2 separate regions of the Mus musculus genome follow, and region 1 is linked to region 2. The links are chromatin loops, found by intact Hi-C in ENCODE. Cell type or tissue: heart. All regions are shown on one strand. Region 1 overlaps Rapgef6 (Rap guanine nucleotide exchange factor (GEF) 6). Region 2 overlaps P4ha2 (procollagen-proline, 2-oxoglutarate 4-dioxygenase (proline 4-hydroxylase), alpha II polypeptide).

The links. Hi-C counts contacts between places; a loop is a spot of excess contacts. Peaks named below come from ENCODE experiments on the same cell type or tissue, not always from the same donor. Only the 100,000 strongest peaks of a DNase experiment are listed, where the experiment ranks them.
Region 1: a loop joins it to region 2, with 4 times the contacts of the local background. A loop is called at or near these places in 4 of 42 quality-filtered maps.

Annotation. Positions count from the first base shown.
Region 1 is chr11:54,541,450-54,543,949 of GRCm38, reverse strand. Rapgef6 (Rap guanine nucleotide exchange factor (GEF) 6) reads right to left here. Exons shown (of 29, transcript NM_001252494.1): 2 at 301-371. Among named protein-coding and RNA genes, the nearest start is that of Rapgef6, 20 kb to the right of the region's middle. In heart, no CTCF peak of the experiment used is centred here; no DNase peak of the experiment used is centred here.
Region 2 is chr11:54,131,484-54,133,983 of GRCm38, reverse strand. P4ha2 (procollagen-proline, 2-oxoglutarate 4-dioxygenase (proline 4-hydroxylase), alpha II polypeptide) reads right to left here. Exons shown (of 16, transcript NM_001136076.2): 16 at 2,317-2,500. Among named protein-coding and RNA genes, the nearest start is that of Gm12223, 9.1 kb to the left of the region's middle. In heart, no CTCF peak of the experiment used is centred here; no DNase peak of the experiment used is centred here; H3K27ac peaks cover 595 bases.

The sequences.
Region 1 (2,500 bases), 410 kb before region 2:
CCAGTCTCTCTCTCTCTCTCTCTCTCTCTCTCTCTCTCCTTTTTGTTCTTTTGAGACCAGGTTTTTCTGTGTAGCCCTGGCTGGCCTTGAACTCAGAGAAATCTACCTGCCTCTGCTTTCCCATGGGCCAACTCCACCCTGGCTGTATATAGTCCTTACTGTGCTTTCAAACTTGAGGACACTAGAGATCTAGTCTAAGTACTTCAAATGCCTAAGACAGGATGACTGTAAAGGTTTAACAAGTACCCGGTGAACAGATGCGTAACATATAGCGCAGACTGATAAACCAATCACACTCACCTAAGCTGATGCTCCCTGAGGTTTGATAGTATTTCCATCCCATGCAGATAAGAATAAATAATATTTAAGTCCTGTGAAACACAAAGGTGTTTAGATTACTTTTCAAATATACACTCCAAAATATGACCCATCCTCCTCACTCAAATCTTTTTAAGCACCCCAACCATTTAAGACAGAGCTCTGTTAACTACACAAGGGCCGCAGAAACCTCTGAATTCCAAGTTTTACAAAAGTAAGGAGGAGCTCCCTCTAGGAATTCCTCTTCTTCATGAGCATAGCACCTACTCAAACAATACAAAGCCAACAACTCATTACTTCTTACCTTTCTTACCTAAGTATTTCTAAACAGCTATGACCTTTTCTTTAGTACCCACATATTTGTGGACACTAAATATAAAAATATTTCAAACACTCACACAGGCAAATACAGCTCAGTTTGTTTTTAGTTTCCTCCAGATTAGTCTCAATGTTTGTAGGCTTTAGGCATCCCATCTAACACCTCCAAAGATCTGGTTTTTCCTTTATTTTAGAGATTTATTTTATTTTTAATTATGTGCTTATAAGGTGGTGGTAAGGAGTATGTTCATGTGATGTCTCCAGAGCTGGAGTTACAAGTGGTTATAAGCTGCTCACAGTGGGTTCTGAGAACACAGGTCCTCTGTAAGAGCAGTAAACAGACTTAAGCCATTGAGCCATCTCTCTCCAGCCCCGTGGTTTTTTAAAGTCCCCTTAAAATATGATTTTCTAAAGGACTCTCAAGAGACTCCGTATTATAATTTCCTATAAGCAAAAATATATCCAATGGACGGCACTACTATTAACTCTGAAAGCAGCAAGCAATCTTTCTTTAGCCCTCTGATAAAATATAATCTTAACTATGAGCTTTGGCATATGCAAATGAGAACTTCACAGAAGTTCACATCCCCAACAGAAAGGTGTGTTCTGCTACTCATGTTATTTAAGATTACTGGTATGTGGTGATGATAATAAAAAGCAGACAAACATAAATTCTCTATATAATATATATCCCTTATTCTCTTGTAAGAAACATTTTCATATCAGCAGAGACCACTGCTAACTACTGTCATACTCTGATATGTGACTTGCCAAGTATCTATTAGTAACAGAGGAAAAAGAAACCAAGGCAACTTGCATTCTAGTAAGTTAGTAAGGCAATATGGGGATACTAATAAAAAGAAACATTGCACTGAATCCAAAGATCACAATTTTCTACTGAGGAAAGTTAAACACATAGTATCTCCGATTAGTCCTTATTAAAATGAAAAGTGAAAAAATTTTAAGTGAATAAAAGGGGTTACAAAATTAAAAAAGAAAACCATTTCAAGTAAGAAGGGTCTACAAAGATTTGGAAGAGAGGAGATAAAGCAAATTAAACTTCTAATACAGCTACCATGATATTTTCTCTTTTCTATTATTATCTCATGATTTCCTGCAATAGGAATATACCACCTTCCATACAGAGTCTATTTGTTCTTCCCACTGATCTCGGTTAGTTCTATAATTTATTCCGATCAGTAGAATGGGACAGGAACAAGGTTAACTAACTTCAGATCTGCAAGTACTTCTAGAAACCTGCAAAACGTCCCCCTTTAGTCTTGAAGACACAGTCACCACGTGCAAATATGTAAAATTAAATTACAAAAGAGAGAACAGTATATGGTAGCACATCACTATAATAATAGCACTCAAGAGGTAGAACCTGGAGAATCAGAAGTTCAAGGTCCTCCTTAGCTACATAGGGAGCTTGAGGTAAATTGCGTCATAAGAAATATTGTCTCAAAATGGGAAAACAAAAGATGAACAAAAAAGGAAAAATATTTTTTTCAGGTAAATAACTAGATTAAAAGAGAAGTAAGTTTACTCCATAAGAAATACATCTGAATTTCTGAGTGTGACTCTGCAGGTTTAGAGATCTTGATTCTTAAGATTGTATACAGTTTTTGAGGAAAAGAGCAGTACAAGACTCTTACTGAACTACAAGTACAAGCTGCTAGCAGAGTAACTTTAAACTCTAGGACCTAAGAAGCAACAGGTGAGGGCAGCTGCTGATTTGAAAGAATAAACTGATCTTCATCACCAGGGAGAAATAGAGCTGCTTTTACGTAGTACTCCAATATAGAATAGCAACTACTTACATAGTTTTTAGTTACCAGTCACCTAGAGAAACTACGAAGTATAT
Region 2 (2,500 bases):
TGGCGGAGGGCCCAGCCCATTGTGGGTGGGGCCATCCCTGGGCAGGTGGCCCTGGGTTCTATAAGAAAGCAGGATGAGGAAGCCATGTGGAGTAAAAAGTAAACAGCTCCCCTCCATGGCCTCTGCATCAGCTCCTGCCTCCATGTTCCTGTCCTGACTTCCTTGAGTGATGAACAGCGATGTGGAAGTGAAAGCCAAGCAAACCCTTTCCTCTCCAACTTGCTTTGGTCACTGTGTTCCATCACAGCAACAGATACCCTGACTGGGACAACATATATCTCCCTAAGAAAACACTAGTCCTATGACCTCATTAACTCCAAGGATCCCACCTTCTAATACTACTAGGGGTCAGGATTTCGATGTATGAATTGGGGGAAGGGCTCAAACATTTGGTCCACAGCACACACCCAGCTAGTTAAAACCTAAGCATAGGACCACACCAGATGCTGGAGGGAGGTAGGGTAAGAACGTTCATTTACTCCTGGTCAGTGTGGGTATAACATACTGCATACATCATAAGATAACACTGAAGACTGACCAACGGGAAGTCCACATTTCTGTTCTTAGGTAAATATACGAAAGAACTGTATTTGTGGCAACCAGAAGTCATGTATAAAAATGCCTATCACATCCTTTGTCATGCTATACAAAGACTGAGACCCTCTCAAATTCTGTATTGTGATATAGACCCACTGTGATGATGAATCTTGAGTGCCAATATCATAGAATCCAGAGTCAACCAAGAGATACACCTCTGGCCAGCTCTGTGGGGGCACTTCCAGGAGGGATTAACGGAGGGGGGAGAACCCTCTCTCACAGTACACAACACGTTCCTGTGATGGTCCAGATGCAAGATGATCCAAAACAGCAGCTCTCTTGTTCTTCCTTGCCTGCCTTTGCGTCTTGCTGGTGAGTGCATCTGCCCAGTTGCTGCTACCCTTCACTGCTTCTCCCACCTCCCAATGTGGACTGGGGACCAGTCACTCTGCTGAAGTCCCCAGGCCTTCAGCACCAGATTGGGACAACAGAGTCACCAAACCTCACAGACTAAACTGCTGCTGGTTCTCAGCCTCTCCAGAGTGCAGCTGGCCACTGTTGAACCACCCAGCCTGCATCCTGTAAGGCAATCTAATAAATCCCCCTTTGTAACATATATTCACCCTTCCAGTTCTGTTTCTCTGGAGGGCCCCCCACCCCCATCCCCACCCCCGCCGCATGAACTGTTAAAAACAAACTCTGTGGTAATACAGACCTTCAACAAAATATCAGATGAAAGAAGCCAGACAGACAAACTTGGTCAGTGAAAATGAGGTAACTGTATTCAGTGACCTGGTCACAGGAGGGAAACTTCAGTGGTGACCGCAAACCATCAGCCCACGGCTATCACTGACCTTTGGGGACCGGGAAGGAGATGCAGTCTGGTGGGCCTCCCACACGGTTCCCGAGTGCTGACAGGAAGGTTGCAGCCGGCAGAAGGTGACACATGCTTTCACATTCTTCACATTTGTCACCGGGGACAACTCAGTGTACATGTCCCATGCCGAACATTAACAGCTTTCCAGCTGTGAACACCTGTTCTCTCTGTGTTCTCTGGGTGAGCAGGTGAGATTACTTACCACCTCCGATTTCCACACTGCAGCCTGGAGGGCACGCCAGTGTGGAAAAACCAGGTCTAGAACCTGGGGCTAGTGTTCTGCTCTGCAGAACATCTGTATGGCAGAGATGCACACAAATCAGAAAAAAAATTGTAAAAGAGCTCCTGCGTGGTGTGCTACACACTCATGCGTGTGCGTGTTTGTGTGTACACCGGCTTGTGGAGACTGGCCATCCACTTCTTCCATTTTCCTCTGTGAGCTTCCAACCTTATTTTTTTGAAACAGTGTCTCTCACTGAGCCTGGAGCTTGCCAATTTGGCTAGGCTGCCTGGTCAGCAGGCCCCAGAGATGCTTGCCTCTGCCACCCTAGCACTGAGATTATAGGGAGGCACTGTCAGGCCCTGAGTTTTATGTACTTGCTGGATATCAGAATTCAGGTCCATGTTCGTGTGACAGGCACTCTTTTTTTTTTTTGGTTTTTCAAGACAGGATTCTCTGTGTAGCCCTGGCTGTCCTGGAACTCACTCTGTAGACCAGGCTGGCCTTGAACTCAGAAATCCGCCTGCCTCTGCCTCCCGAGTGCTGGGATAAAAGGCATGTGCCATCACGCCTAGCTGTGGCAGGCATTTTAAGCCAAGCCAGGCCCAGTTCCTGGAAACAATACCAAACAATACAAACAATACCAAACAAGAATAACAACAAAACCAAAACACTCCAAAATAAGGCTATTTAAGGCTTCTGGCAGGAACATTTTTATTTTTTGGTTAAAGCCACAACAAATAGAAATGTGATAAAAACACACATGTAAACAGCATCAGAACTTTGGTTTCACTGAGACATCTTCTACCTGAAATATCTGAGGTACAAAGGCACCGTGCCGGGTGCTATAGTCTGGCTCTACCGCA